2 separate regions of the Homo sapiens genome follow, and region 2 is linked to region 1. Evidence: chromatin loops called from intact Hi-C (ENCODE). Cell type or tissue: gastrocnemius medialis. All regions are shown on one strand.

Region 1 (8,000 bases):
TGTTGTACCTCCATTAAAAAAATAAAATAAAAATAGAAAAGATTGGCTGGACACAGTGACTCATGCCTGTAATCCCAGCACCTTGGGAGGCCAAGGTGGGCAGATCACTTGAGCCCAGGAATTCAAGCCCAGCCTGGGCAACATGGCAAAACCCCATCTCTACAAAAACTACAAAAATTAGCCGGACATGCACTTGTATTTCCAGCTACTTAGGAGGCTGAGGTAGGAGGATCGCTTGAGCCTGGGGGACCAAGGCTGCAGTGAGCTGAGTGTGCCACTGCATTTCAGCCTGGGTTACAGAGTGAAACCCTGTCTCAAAAAACCCCACAAAACAGCAACAACAAAAAAATCCCACCAAAGATTGATACAGGGATAAGTTTCCAGTTTTTGCTCAGTGGTCAGACTGTAAAGCACAACACCAGAAATACGTTGCAGCAGAGGGTAACAACTATCCAAACCTCCATCATGAAAATGATTCTGAGGTTCTCAAAAGAGGATTCCAAGTAGCAAATGTAGAAGGAATAAGGGAAATTGAGAATCATCGTTAGAACAGCATGGTAATAATCGTAATAGGCAAAATTCTTGCCCAAAATGTATAACCTCAATCTATTCAAGAGAAAACAGAAGACAGACCCAAATCAACAGACATTCTACAAGGTACCTAACAAGCATTCTTCAAGTATCAAGAGTCATGAAGATGAGAAAAGACTGAGGAACTGTCATAGATTGGAGAAGATTGGAAAGAAATATACAACTCAATCTAATGTGGGATCCTGGATTGAATCCTGGAACAGAAGAAGGATATTAGTGGAAAAACTGGTGAAATCTACATGAAGTCTGAAGTGTAGTTAATAATACTGTCCCAACATTAATATCTTAGTTTGACAATGGCATTGCAGTTATGTCAGATGTGAACATTAGGGGAAGCTGAATGAAGGGTATACAGAAACTCTCACCTCTTTTTGCAACTTTTCTACAAATCTAACATTATTTTCAAATAAGAAGTTTCCAAAAAAAATCACTGAGGGAAAAACTCTGTCGCTTAAGCAAAGCCCAACAGTACAAGCAAAACACTTCCTACTGTGGATGCACTGCTAATTTCTTGAGTTTCTACCTGGTGAGTGAGTTTGATGTAATTTGGTAGAAACACCCTTCTGTTTGGAGCCAAAGATCCAGGTTTAGGAGCTGGGCATTTTGCTTACCATTTGATTATTTGGTCTTGAACAGTTCATTATCTTTGATTATAAATAGGGTATAATAATCCGCACCCCCACAGGATTATGTGAGAATGGCGTGGGGGACACAGTAGGTGTTTAATAAAGGCTCACCCTTATTGTTAGTGTCCTCATAGAGTTGTTTGAGGGGCATGTGAAAATGGATGAACAATGGCTTTGTAAACTGTGTAGTGTATACACACTGAAAGGACGGTTAGGAAGAATTCTGGTTTTGCAAATTCACAAATGGATGTCACCAAGAGCTGAGTTTTTTTCTGAGACAGGGTCTTGCTCTGTCACCCAGGCTGGAGTGCAATGGTGTGATCACGGCTTGCTGCAGCCTTGACTTGACAGACTCAAGCAATCCTCCTGCTTCAGTCTCCCAAGTAGCTGGGACTACAGGCGAGCACCACCACACCCAGCTAATTTTTGTATTTTTGTAGAGATGGGGTTTCGCCATGTTGCTCAGGCTGGTCCCGAATTCCTGACCTCAAGTGACCCGCCCCCGTCGGCCTCCCAAAGGGCTGGGATTACAGGCATGAGCCACCGTGCCCGGCCAAGAGCTGGTTTTTGTTGCGGTTGCTGTTTACCTGGGAGTCTCCATCCAGGGCGGCTTGGGCGTACATCTGCACAGACAACTCCAGGTCTTGTGACTGGTTTTGGTGGCCATAGTAGTAAAGGTCTCCCATCTTCAAATATGCTGCAGGAAATAAAGCACAGATCCATTTGTCAAGTGGTTTTTTTTATACCAACATTTTAAATTATTGGCGCATTCACATGAATGCAAGTTTTTCCTATTAGTATCTGAATACAGAACATCTTTATGTTTCCCTGATGTGTCAAGAGAGAAACAAGCAAAAAGGCTTTTTGCCCAGAGCATCCCTATTTCTAGACATATTTTTTTTCTTTTTTTTCTAAATTTTTTGCGATAGGGTCTCCGCTGCCTAGGCTGGAATACAGCGGTGAGATCAGGGCTCACTGCAGCCTTGACTTCCTGGGCTCAAGTGATCCTTCCACCTCAGCCTCCCATGTAGCTGGGATTACAGGAGTGTGCCACCACGCCCGGCTAATTTTTGTATTTTTTATAGAGACGGGGTTTCACCATGTTGTCCTGGCTGCTCTCGAACTCCTGGACTCAAGCAATCCTCCCACCTCAGCCTCCCAAGGTGCTGGGATTACAGGTGTGAGCCACCGTGCCTGGACTCTAGACAGTTTCTTATTTGGCCAGGTAGCTCTCCTGAATAGCTAAATCTCAGTCTACAACCTTGCTGCCCAAATCAGCCAAGGTTGTTTTGGGTGTTTTACTTCACATCTGAAATTTTGCTGTTCATCTTTGATGTCTGTTTTTGGTAACTCTTTGCTTTAGCCATGTATTTTATTTTTCCTCTGAAGAAAAACTTGTGTTTAAGAGTATATGTATCGGCTGAGTGCCGTAGCTCACACCTGTAATTCCAGCACTTTTGGAGGCTAAGGTGTGCAGATCACTGCAGGTCAGGAGTTCAAGACCAGCCTGGCTAACATGGTGAAATCCCACCTCTACTAAAAAATACAGAAATTAGCCAGGAATGGTGGTGCGTTCCTGTAATCACATCTACTCAGGAGGCTGAGGCAGGAGAATCGCTTGAACCTGGGAGGCAGAGGTTGCAGTGAGCCGAGATAGCACCATTGCACTCCAGCCTAGGCGACACAGCAAGACTCCATCTCAAAAAAAAAAAAAAAAAGGGTGTATGTATTAGTCAATGTCCAATAAGGAAAACAGAACCCGTTTCAAGTGGTTCAAAAGAGGAATTTCATCATGGGGAAGTAGTTACTAGGATGTTGGGAGAGCTGAAAAGGCAAATGGAAAACAATAGGCAGCCCAGAGATCAGCAGTGAGAAGGCTACTATCATCCCCAGGACTTGGGGACCAGAGGGTGCCTGTGATGTTACCAGAGACCCAGAGCCTGGTGCTGAGATCAAAGAGGGTGGAGCTGCCAGGCAGGGGCTGGAACCATGGAAATGTAGCCACTGCCAGAGACACAGTCCAAAGCAGAGAGACAAAGGTAGAAGTACTTGGACTTCTTCTCCCATCCTGCAATCTTCTGCCAGTGCCTCTTATTGCCTGAAAGGAATCAGAAGCCGGTGGGTAGAGGAGTCCAGGAACTGTAGTTCCTGGAGGCCAGTCCCCCACCATGCAGAGCAGCGTAGAGGAATCCGCACAAATGACTGGCCCAGAGAATTGCTCCATAATAGCGTTCTCTTTTACATTTTCATTGACTCAGAAGAAATGTTGGGGGCCAGGTGCAGTGGCTCACGCCTGTAACCCCAGCACTTTGGGAGGCCAAGGCAGGTGGATCACCTGAGGTCAGGAGTTTGAGACCAGCCTGGCCAACATGGTGAAACCCTATGTCTACTTAAAAAATACAAAAATTAGCTGGGCGTGGTCGTGGGCACCTGAAATCCCAGCTACTCGGGCAGGAGAATCACCTGAACCTGGGAGGTGGAGGTTGCACTGAGCCCAGATCATTCCACTGCACTCCAGCCCGGGGAACAGAGTGAGACTGTCTCCAAAAATAAAAATCAAAAAATAAGAAATGTTGGGTCCAAGCACTCCACGGGACAATGGGTGAGGAGTAGTGCATTGTGTGAGGCTGAGAGCAGAGTTTAGCGATCTTAATAGCAGAGATTTTTCACTTTCTTTTCTAATTATTTAGAAATACCTCACTTCACACAAAGCTGTCAGATGTTCCCTGTTACTAAAGATTAAAAACACCTAATGCTTCAATTTTGCACCGTTTTTCTATACATACCAAAGGAAGGAGCATCGATTTGAAAAACAGAGAAATTATAGTATCTCCAAACACAGTTAACACCCAAGTATCTCCTGGCCAGGTCCTAAGGGGTAAAGGGAAGAAAAAGTTAATTCATTAATATTTCGGCCAAGTGACCAACGTTGCCTCCATAAAACCCAATTCATTATCCTTAACCTCAGAGCTTCTACTCTGAGAAGAATACATTTACTTACTGGCCTCTCCTCACAGATGTGTGCTAAATTTGTCTGTGACACTTCAATTCCAGTTTCTGCTGCTAAAACATAATACAGCAAAGCTTCATGCCTAAAAATAGATGATTAATAATAAATTTCATATAGTGGCTCTTACTAATATTCACAGAGAGCTTTACATTCAAACATAAGAGGGCACAAAATAAGCAGTTTTTTTAAAAAAACCACAAAATCGTGAGTTTTTTTAAAAATAAATATTGTTAAAAATACTGCATGCACTGATTTATTTTCTGTCTTAAAGGCTGAACTCACAGACAAGGCTGGGGAGCTAGTTGATGCAACAGCTACCTCTACTGGCTGAAGGGCATGTCGGATGTTGGCTGGGGAGTTGTCTACTAGCCTTCAGTTCTTGAATCCTTCTTGCATCCTCGCTTAGAGGAGATAAATGGTGTTAAGAAAAACCCCTGTGCTTTGGAGTCCTCTGTTTTATAAAAAGCTTTATAGGGCTTAAGATTCTGAACAAGCTTAATTAAAGCTGAGCTTTTGTTGTGCATTAGAAGTTTGGCAAAGGAAAGGCAGTTCACAAGGGAGTTGATACATCAATGGCCAAAACACGTATGAGAAAAGAAACGTTTGACACCACTAGCAATCAAATAATCCCAAAATGAGTGACCACTTTTCATCTGTTGAAAGATTGGTACAAGATTCATATTTGGAATAATGGCAAAAGCTTGGGGGAATGGACATACTCTACAACTACTGCCAGCTTGAGGGCCAATTAATTCAACGGTTCTGGAAGGACAGGCGGGAGGAGTCTTAAGAATGTACATACCATGTGGCCCTACAGTTCTCCCTTGTGGGGGTTTATTCTAAAGAAACAATCAGAGATATGTGCAAAGATTCTGTTGCCACGGAGTTCATGGTAGAGCTGTGTATATGAATAGCAACAAAAAACTGGAAACAAATGTCTGAAAATCAGAGACTAGTGAAATTAACCCATAGTGCAGCCACTTTCAGATGTGGCCATTAAAATGATGTGTGGCAGGGTATTCAAAAACATAGCAAAATATTTATGCAAAAATTTCCATTCAGTGAAAAAAAAAGCAGAGTATAAAACAATGCATCTTATTTTTGCAAAACAAAAATATAACTGAACACACACATGCACACACATATACATGCAGATACAAATAAGCAGAGAAAAAAAAAACCCTAAAAATTATCACTAAAATGCTAACAATACTTATTTCTGGGTGGTGAGAATGCAGGTAATTTTTATTCTATTCTTTTTACTTATCTGATTTCCTCAATTTTTATACGTTACCTAGCTTAAGAGTAAAACTCTATTTTATCCAGAAGTAGTTTCTTACATCTTATTTTTCATTTTAAGGAGTTGATATTAATAACTCTTTTTTAATTTTAGCTCCACCTAGGAACTGGTTTAGGAAACGGTGGGGAAAGGTTCGGTGAGGGGGAGTAAGGGAAGCAGATTCTGAAATTATCTTTTCTAAACTGCTAAAAGCAGCTTCTGGCAGGCAATCCCTTGGAGACCGAGAGGTGCTGGGGGACAAATTAGGATAGTTAGACCTTCAGTCAGACATGCTGCAGGTCACAGGCCACGTGGCTGCTGAGGGAGCCAATTCGCAGGCTCTGAGATACCTAAGGCAGCTGACCAATTAGCCATGACTCAGGCTAAAGAGGGACAAAGTCAGCTAAGCAGCATCCCTTGCAGAGGCAAGCCAGATAACAAGCCTCCAAGTGCAGCTGCAACAACGTCCCAAAGGATGCTTGGGGATTAGCTAACATAGCCTGCAAAATCTATGTTTGGCTACAAGAATCCTCAGAGCAGACCCAAGGCCCCAGACAGAGGGCATGCAAGGGAGGCCCAGCAGAAAGTCCCCCTCATTCTGACACAAGGTCCTCTTCCTAAGGTCTTAGAATTCTCAAGTTTCTTTAGAGACACTCTGGCCTGCACTGGTGTCTCAGTTTCCACCAGGGATTGATGAGGAAAGGAGACAGTGTAGACCTGCAAACCAAGGTCAAATATTGGACCAGTGCCCTCTAACCGTAACTGGCTGGGATGTGGCTCGTGTTTACTAAAATGTAACAAAATGAGGTTTTTTCTGGCCAGGCGTGTGGTTGCTCATGCCTGTAATCCCAGAACTTTGGGAGGGTGAGGCGGGAAGATCGCTTGAGCTCTGGAGTTCAAGACCAGCCTGGGCAACAGTAGAAACCCTGTCTCTACTAAAACACAAAAAAATTAGCTCGGCATGGTGGTGCATGCCTGTAATCCCAGCCACTCGGGAGGCTGAAGCAGGAGAATCGCTCGAACACGAAAGGTGGAGGTTGCAGTGAGCCGAGACTGTGCAACTGCACTGCAGCCTGGGCGATAGAGCCAGATTCTGTCTCTAAAAAAAAAGAATTTTTTCTTAACTGCAGAAACCAATAGGCTGGTTGTCAGAATGGGTGGGGGAGATGGAGGTTGATACTCTCTGCAAGAACATTCACAATGATAAGCTTTATAAAGATAATATCTTGTGTCTAAAGTGATCTGGTGGTGGGGAAGGAAGGGAGGAACAAGTTTTATAGACTTCTATCGTCCAATCATTGTGTAAACCAGGAGGAAGTGTTACAGAATTCTCAAACATTTCCATTGAGGAAACACTGAAATCCATCAGAAAGAGATGTCTAAAAAGGCATGTGAGATCCATAGAAACACTGAACAGAAATCTACCTCTGGGCCGAGCACAGTGGCTCATGCCTGTAATCCTAGCACTTTGGGAGGCCAAGGCAGGTAGATCACTTGAGGTCAGGAGTTCAAGACCAGCCTGGCCAACATTGTGAAACCCTGTCTCTGCTAAAAATATAAAAATTAGCTGGACTTGGTGGTGGGCGCCTGTAATCCCAGCTACTTGGGAGGCTGAGGCAGGAGAATCATTTGAACCCAGGAGGCGGAGGTTGCAGTGAGCCGAGATTGCACCACTGTACTCCAGCCTGGGCAACAGAGTGAGACTCTGTCTCAAAAAAAAAAAAAAAAAAAGAAAAGAAAAGAAAAGAAAAAAAAGAAAAAAAGAAATCCACCTCTATTTTTCATCTTGCACAATCAATCACCCAATGCGTGTACCACCACCATCCATGTTCACATCTACTGAGCAGTGAGCTCTAGGTGGGGGCTAGCCACTCAAGACCAGATTTCTTTAGCTTATTAAAACTTCTGAGACAATGCCTCTGCAGAAACCCTGTCCACATTTAGCCTTCCAGCACTTTGCTCTTGCTTAACTGTGTTTCAACAGCTTATTAAAACTTCTGAGACAATGCCTCTGCAGAAACCCTGACCATATTTAGCCTTCTAGCACTTTGCTCCTACTTGTGTTTCAACAGACGCTATCTGAAAGTATTAATTCCAGATATTCCTACACTTACATTCATAGAACAAACATTTACTCAGCATTTTTTAATTGCAGGAAACCCAAAGACAAGCTGCAAAACTATTGTCCTTCCTTGAATTTCCTCAAGCTTTAGAAAGTCAACCAGAGCTTCAAGCTTTATTTCCAATGCACTCAAGTAAAATTGTCCCTTAGACAGCCATTTTGACAGGGAGAGGGGAATGGGTGCAGAGAGGAAGGGATTGAGAGAAAAGAAAGAATTTAAGGACACATTTGCTATCCTCCTTTCAGACCCAGCAAATGCATTTCTAGAACTTTTATAATGATACATCTTAATAATCAATCCTTTGGCTGCTTGCTGTGAATTACAAATTTGAGTACCCCTGAGCAGTTTCTCCACAATTATATTATTTTGCA
Region 2 (8,000 bases), 340 kb before region 1:
CTGTCCCTGCATTTGAGCTCTGAGTTATTTGAATCAGCAGTGCTTAGATGTGCCCTTTTGCCTTTTCAGACTTGGTTAAGGACATATAGTAGCTGTCTGTTTGGTTGACTCCTTGAGAGTGTGAGAAATATGGGTCAACTAAATGTTATCTGGCATTAGTGCAGATAAGCTACTGTTGATTTCCTAATGCTCATTCATTCCTAAAGTACAATAGTATTCTTGTGTGACTTTCAAAGAAATTAATTTAATATATGAATTCCACTATCACTTCATCGATAATCACTTTTTAAAGCTTAAATATCTTTAGGCAGGAGGATATACTATAACCAGGTGAATGGGTAACTGCAGGGTTGCTGTGTCATTTGTCTATTTAATAGGTAGCTGTCTCTCTAGGTACTCCAGGGTACCTCTGTGAATGGAAGCCACTGTTGGGTGACATAGCATTTAGGACTGTGATCAGGAGGCTGACTATACTGATCTGTAGCCTTGCATATGATAGGCCTTAAACTCTATTAACAAATTTACGTAAATGTTTACTGACAGTTGGGCATTGTTCCTGGGGTAGTGCAGAATGTCTTGAATTAGCTTTTGTGAGCAAGAAAGGTGAACTGTGAGATGACATTACTGAAAAATTATAGGTTGTGGGTATATAGAGCATTTTTAGAAAGAATGCATTGTGCAGATTTACCATATAACATTTAAAGAGCTTTAATGGATTTTAGGAACCAATAATTAATAGCCTGTTCTTAGAAAGAACGACAGTTTCACCAGTTCTTTATTAGTTAGTAATTTGTCCTTTGTGACCTCACTGTTAGATTTATAAAGATTTTTTGATACATACACATTTGCTTTCTATGGTTCCAGCGTAGACATAAAATATGGGAGAATTGGTTTTTCAGTAATGGTTTTAATATGTATAGCAAGTAGGAACTAGAATTGTATTAAAGTGAAAAAGTTTAAATTGACATCTGAATCTCTTTTTAAGTTTTAATAAGATGCATAGAGCAGAGAATTTTATTGTATTTTTAGATATATGCTATAATTCTTGACACCACTAGACATTTTGCTTTTTTAAAAGAAAAATTTAATTTTTAATTTTTGTGGGTACATAGTAGGTATATGTATTTATGGGGCACATGAGATTTTGGTAGAGCATACAATATAGACACTTTGCTTTTAATATGTAGAGCAATTTGATCATTATACACTGGCTACTTTTAGTATGTTTAGCTGCAGATGCTGAATTTGAGCTTTGAATTTAGTGAGGAGCAAGTGAAGGGTGGGAATGTGAGGACCCTGGGAAGAGGAGCCTCCAGGTCCTGGCTCTTGTGGACCGTGGCATAAAGTGGGGTAATTGAGTGTCTCTCTCAGGGTTTGAGGACTAATGAGGGTTACTTATAGAACACTGTGGTTAGCGCATGTGAGATACCCAATAAAGACTAGCACTTCTATTTACAATATTCTATTCTGCTTTTTGCTGACATAAATTGTGTTGATTTTTTTAGAAACTTAACTAGCCTTTTTTTTTTTTTTTTTTTTGGCCAGACTTGATAGAACTATAATAGTAGTCTTTCTAATTCTCTGGCTTAGTAGGGTTTTTTGTTGTTGTTGTGTTCTTGATTTTTTTCCAATGTAAAAATTGTACACTTAGCAAAATGCTAAAATATTCTGTCTTCTTAATTTGGAACATTTGAATGTAAATGTGAAGAAAACTATTATGATATAGCCTTGAGTTTATGATGCCATAACTAGGGGAATTTATATATATTTGAGTTGATCTAAATATTTTCCCATTCTTGAGGGAAGTCCAGCAAGCAGACATGCGCTAAACACTTCTTTCTAAAGGATGCTATAATTGAAATCATGGGTTGCATTTCACCAGGAGCAAATCAGTTTCTTTGACACCTCTTTAAGTTGCAATGTTGTGGTGATTATCTACAGACTGTTTACATTTGCTAGAAGCTACAGTTGACTATCCAGCATAATATTTTTAGTCTTCACTGAGCCCAAGGAGATAGTACTTAGGATTTTATGAATTTAAGGTCACTAAAACCTTATAATATGAGAGCAAATAACATATTAGCATAGAAATGATCTCTTATGAGGAATATTCAGTTCAGAAACTCGATTATTAAATGGGTCTGGGAAATGATTTGTTAATATGGTTGATAGCCAGTGTTTACTTTCCACTTTTTTTCTTGTTCTGAGGAAATGAAAATTTCTATAACAGGATTTCTCATGAAGCACACAGTAGTACATCAGAAGTGCCAAGGCCAGTGATTAAAAATGTATGGATTTTACCCTAAGCCTACTCAATCAGAAGCTGAGGGTGAGGCCAAGACTACATTTTTAACCAACTCACTTGATCATTCTTAAACCCACCAAGGTTGAGAACCATTATTTTTCTATGAAAGCTGTGTTTTAGAAATTAGATGGTTATAATTTCTTAGTTGTAGGTTCATAAGCTGTTCCCTTGGATGCAATGAAAATTGATGTATTTTTTTTCTTTAAAAATGACCCTAACTGGTGGTTAATTACACATGCAAGTTGCTCACACTTCAATAAATCTGTTTAAATGATGGTGAGCATAATTGTACCCCAACTCCCTCTCTGCACTGCAGCATTGTAGCAATGGATCCCTTAGGGCCACATTTCAGCCCTAACAAGATTATGTTCAGCCAAGTGGGAGATAGTTGGGTATGTATGGGCTTTGCTGGTAATCAGCCATTCTAGTTCATAAATGTCACCTTTCCTCTGGTGTGTGCAGTCAGACTGAACTCACTGCTCAAGATATGAGGTGTAATGTGTAGTTATCACGGTACAGATGATAAATCTGTCCCACAACATGACTATAAGTGAAACTTATGTTTACTGGCTTATTATGTTTTAAGCAGTAAAACAAGACAAGTTTGTTGTTTGTGCTTCCTGCCATCAGATTTATGACTGAAAACTTTAGGGACTGTTTTTCTTCATTTCTGCATTCCTGATTCCTGTTACAGAGTGAATATTATTCTTTCAAGTGATATTTCTGTCCACTGTTCAGATAGTAAAACTGGGTGGAGCCCAAACTGGAGGAGTGGCCAGCTTGCTATAAATGATCCTCGTGATTGTCAGCATTTTCATGATACTGCAAAACTTTCTAACCTTGAGAATATGTTACTTCCCTTTTTCCTTTCCACCGCTTACTTTGTCCTGCCAAATTGTTGCAGGAAGAGAGATTCAAGGATTAAAAATATTTATGGGCCTGGCAGGTAGCTCACGCCTATAATCCCAACACTTTGGGAAGCCGAGGTGAGTGGATTGCTTGAGCTCAGGAGTTTCGGCAACATGGCAAACCCCGTGTCTATAAAATACAAAAATTAGCTGGGCGTGGTGGTGCATGCCTATAGTCCCAGCTACTCAGGAGGCAGAGGTGCAAGGGATTGAGCCTGGGAGGTGGAGGCTGTGGTGAGCTCTGATTGTGTCACTGCACTCCAGCCTGGGTGACAGAGACCTTGTCTCAAATAAATTATATGTATGATATATATGTGTGTGTGTGTGTGTGTGTGTGTGTGTGTGTATGTATATATGTATACATATATATATATATCCTCGTTCTCTTGGGATGGAAAGTTAAGATCTAGCGGCAGAGTGTGGATAGCAAAGGGGCTGGCTGAGACCATTGTTCTGGGGCCCTGCAAGGTGTAGGGCCCATTTTCTCCACTGGAGAAGGAGGAGACTACATGGCCCAGGTGGCAGGACACCCAAGTGACCAGTTCAATGGACACCTTTCAGGCTGGTGTAGTCAGGCATATCAGATGCTGCGGAGAAACAGCGAGATGGAAAATTGCCCATTACCTCTGAAAAGCTGCATGTCAGTTGTGACCCTGATAGAAACTTGGAGGCGTGTTGAGGACAGGAGCCCTATTGAAATGGGTGTAGAATGGATGTGAGGTGAGTCAGTGGAGGCCAAGTGGAGGCAACTCTGGAGGATTTTGCTGTGAGGGGCACAGAGATGGAGTGGTGGCAGGGGAGGGAAATGGCACCAGAGAACTTTTTTTAGAAAGATGGATGATACTAGGCATCTTTATTCGTCAATATGAGTGATCCACCAAAGAAGGAGAAATTGACCATTCTAGAGTAAAAGGAGATGCGCTGGAAGAAATCCTTGAGAAGGCTAAAAGGGCTAGGGCCCAGTGACCATTGCAGGGATCGAGCGTAGGGTGGAACATGACTTTCTTCCACCCTAATGGGAGTCTGTGGGGACAGGTGCTGGTGGGTGCAGCACCGCGTGGCAGGTGTAGCATTTTTCCCTCGGAGAGAAGTGTTCAGGTCTTTATGGAGAGTGATGAGGAGAGGAGAGGTAGAAAATAGGTGTCTCAGATTGGAAAATGAGAGAATTATGGAGTTTTAGAATCAGAGGGATAGAAATAAAGAGGCTATGACCAGAGAAGAGACATTGGCAGTCTTAGGGAGGTGGTGAAGTCTCTGATGACAGGTATAACCATGGCAGTTGGCAGCTGCTATTGGTGTGAAGGGGAAAGTCACTGGAGCCAAGTAGATTCAGAGCTGAGTGGCTGGGGTTTTGGATGGCTCATCTGTGTGGCTGGTAAAGTTGCAAAAGCAGATGGAGATGGTAACAGTGAGTTGGGTCCTGAGGTCACCCGTGAATGAGGAGGTATCAGTGGGGTATTGAGAGCAGAAGGAAAAACTGCTTCTGAGACTCTTGCTACCTTGAAAGACCCAGAGGAGGGTCAGGCACCTACCTAGTCAGTTAGTAGCAAGGCTGGGATCTAAGCCCAGGGGGACTGGACTGCCCTGGAGGAGCTCCTAACAGACACCTGTGGTTAGAAAGGACATGAGAACAGGATAAAAAGACTAAGCCAACCTGTAAGCATGGCCACTGCCTTTGAATCTCTGTCTACTGTAGGTTAGTGCTCCTCACACCTGGGAGGTAAGATTAAGGGCTCTAATGGTGGTGGACTTTTTAATTTAATTTAATTTTATTTTATTTTATTTTAGACACGATCTTGCTCTGTTACCCAGGCTTCAGGCTAAAGTGTAGTGGCATAAACATGGCTCACTGCAGACTTGATCTCCTGGGCTCAAGCAATCCTCCCGAGTAGCTCAGATTAACAGCACATGCCACCACGCCTGGCTAATTTTTTTTTTTTTTGTAATGACGGGGTCTTGCCATGTTACCCAGATTGGTTTTGAAACCCTGGGCTCAAGCAGTCCTCCCACCTCAGCCTCCCAAAGTGCTTGGACTACAGGTGTGAGCCACCATACCTGGCCTTCTTTCTTCTTTTCTTTTTAACCCCAAGGCAGGGAGAAGTGGTCATTTCCGATTATTTTAAATCTGGAACCAGTAGCAATCCCCAGGTGTTTTAGGAAGGGGGTCTTTGTGGTTGCTGTCCTGCCTAATTTTGTCTTTAGTGCACTGTTGGTTACAGACACAATTATGTGTGTGGCACAGGGAGGAGAGGGCCCAAGATGACTGCGTGGAGAGTGGGCCTGAGCAAGCGCCTGCTCAAAGTCCAGGTCAGGAGGCTGGGTGAGGCGGGATGAACTGAACAGTCAGTTTGTTGCCCTGTGAAGGTGCAGTCCAGGGCCTTCCTAGCTCTGGGCCAATGTGGTCCATATCGCCAAACCTTTCCTGGGTGGTCTGAAGATTTTCTTAAGGGGAACTAACTGCCCAGTCCAGGCACCTCTGGCCATTTGGGGAATGAGGCAGGCAAGTCTCGGCTTGGCCTCAGTTCCCAGGCCCCTAGGAATTGGCACTGGGCTTCAGCTCGCTACTTAGCAGATCCAGTAGGGCCTAGACCCAGCTGGACCTGGGAGCCTCTGGAGCTGCCAAATTGTACATGAAATTCCTGTGTGCTTGGCCGGACAAGAGGTTCATGATCGAAGGGTTACTGCCTGCACCTGCCTCTGTCCCTCCCCCAGATTTTTCCTGTCTGCATTTGGCTTTTTAAGGTTCTCCTATGCAGAATTGGCTGTGGAAGAGAAATAGCATGGGAGAGATTGCAAGGTGCTTTTTATATACATTCTCACAGAATTCTCTAAACAACTAACTCTGCAATAAAGGGATTGCTCATCTTATTTTACAGAAAAGTTGAGAGAGATTTGGTTTGACGTGTCCCAAATCACGCAGCTAGTAGGCGGAACGGCCTGGATGCAAAACAGGTGGTCTGACTCCAGATAAGAATAATTGCTAACATGATTATTTAGTAAGAGTCAGAAATCATGCCAAGAACATTCCATGGATACTTACCTAAACATCATCACAGTCCTACAAGGTAAGTGCTATTATTATTAGCATCATTTCACAGATGAAGGACTTGAGGCCAAGAGATGTTTACTAAGTTGTCCACAGGAATTACACGGGCAGCAGGGTGGGACTGGGATGGGAAACCAGGCAGTCTGGCCACAGGACCCATTCCTTCAGCCACTGCACATGTTTCCTTTCTGGGGCCTGGATCCTTTGGCCCCTCCTGCCTTGCCCATGGCTGCACTCACAGAGCTCGGTCTTCCTGCAGTGGCACAACTACTTGAGTGTCTGTGTGGCACAGGCCAGCAAGGATGGCCAGGCTTGCATTCGTGATGAGCTTTGTTTTTCTCAGAGGTCCTTCATTCATAGCCACCATCGGCTCTGCGGAAACAGGCTGTGAGGAATGATGTCTGGTAGACCTTGGACCAGAACCTGGGCTTCTGACCCCGTAGTTTAGTGTGCTTTCCTCCAAGACAGTGCTTGTACAAAGCCAGTGTTACTTATGCATCCTTTGTCACCTTAAGAGAGTTTTTTTTTTTAAGACAGTCTCACTTTGTCACCAGGCTGGAGTGCAGTGGCACAATCTCAGCTCACTACAACATCTGCCTCCTGGGTTCAAGGGATTCTTGTGCCTCAGTCTCCCAAGTAGCTGGGATTACAGGTGCCCGTGACCACACCCAGCTAATTTTTGTGTTTTTGTTAGAGATGGGGTTTCACTGTGTTGGCCAGGCTGGACACCTTAAGAGATCTCTTGTGTGTCTTCAGGCTTCGCGGAGACAGAGCTGTACTCTCCCCAGAGAGGCTACCAGCTTACCAGGCTAAAAGAAGGGAGATTTCCCACTCTGTGTGTGTGTGTGTGTGTGTGTGTGTGTGTGTGTGTGTGTGTGTGTATTTATATATGTATTAGGGTCTTACTCTGTTACCCAGGCATGATCACAGCTCACTGCAGCATCCACCTCAGCCTCCTGAGTAGCTGGGACTACAGGTGTGTGTCACTATGTCCGGCTAATTTTTTAAAAAAAATTTTTAGAGATAGGGTCTTGCTTGTTACCTAGGATGGTCTTGAACTCATGGACTCAAGCAATCCTCCCACCTTGGCCTCCCAAAGTGCTGGGATTACAAGTGAGAGCCACCACACCCAGCCTCCTACTGTATTTTTGCCATGTTTTCTGTCCCCTTTCCCAATTTTTTGGGATTATTTTGCATTTTGTTGGTCTACAGACTTCCATTGGGTAAAGCATTCAGGGGAGATGGTGTGCTTGGGGAGAGGGAGAGAAATTATCTCAAGAATGAATACATGGGTGAAACAGATGGCAAATTTGTCGTTTGCAATAGAGAAACTATTAAAAAATCAGAGAATGCTAAGTCCTGAACACTTTGAGGAATACTGTATGACTCTCTGAAATACCAGCAAAGCACACATTTGGTCCATTAATTGGGATCTAGGAACTATGATAATGCAGTGTCAAGAAAATAAGTGTTTTTATACCAAATAGAGCATCACAAGCCAAATATCCTATTTATCCATCCAAGATATAAAAGGGACTTGATGGGGTGAGACAGTCTTGGGATGGAATAGGAAATGTAATAATTTAGTTTCCATTTGAGAGATGGAAATTGAAGGAGCAAATTTACAAGTCAACTTAGCAATGCAGTTAAAACATGAGCCTTAGATCTTTCAAGTTTCTAGTCCAGTACTTTTCACTCCCTATAAAGTGTCAAAGTTATTGCAAGGGCCCATTTATGTTTA

The links. A loop is a pair of places that touch in the nucleus more often than their neighbours do. Peaks named below come from ENCODE experiments on the same cell type or tissue, not always from the same donor. Only the 100,000 strongest peaks of a DNase experiment are listed, where the experiment ranks them.
Region 2: a loop joins it to region 1, with 8 times the contacts of the local background. A loop is called at or near these places in 8 of 110 quality-filtered maps.

What each region holds. Positions count from the first base shown.
Region 1 is chr4:25,763,522-25,771,521 of GRCh38, forward strand. SEL1L3 (SEL1L family member 3) reads right to left here. Exons shown (of 24, transcript NM_015187.5): 18 at 4,219-4,309; 19 at 4,004-4,088; 20 at 1,805-1,914. Among named protein-coding and RNA genes, the nearest start is that of SEL1L3, 95 kb to the right of the region's middle. In gastrocnemius medialis, a CTCF peak has its summit at 4,550 (motif pointing left); no DNase peak of the experiment used is centred here.
Region 2 is chr4:25,419,228-25,427,227 of GRCh38, forward strand. LOC105374536 (a long non-coding RNA gene) reads left to right here and starts at 5,238. Exons shown (of 4, transcript XR_925494.3): 1 at 5,238-6,278. In gastrocnemius medialis, no CTCF peak of the experiment used is centred here; no DNase peak of the experiment used is centred here.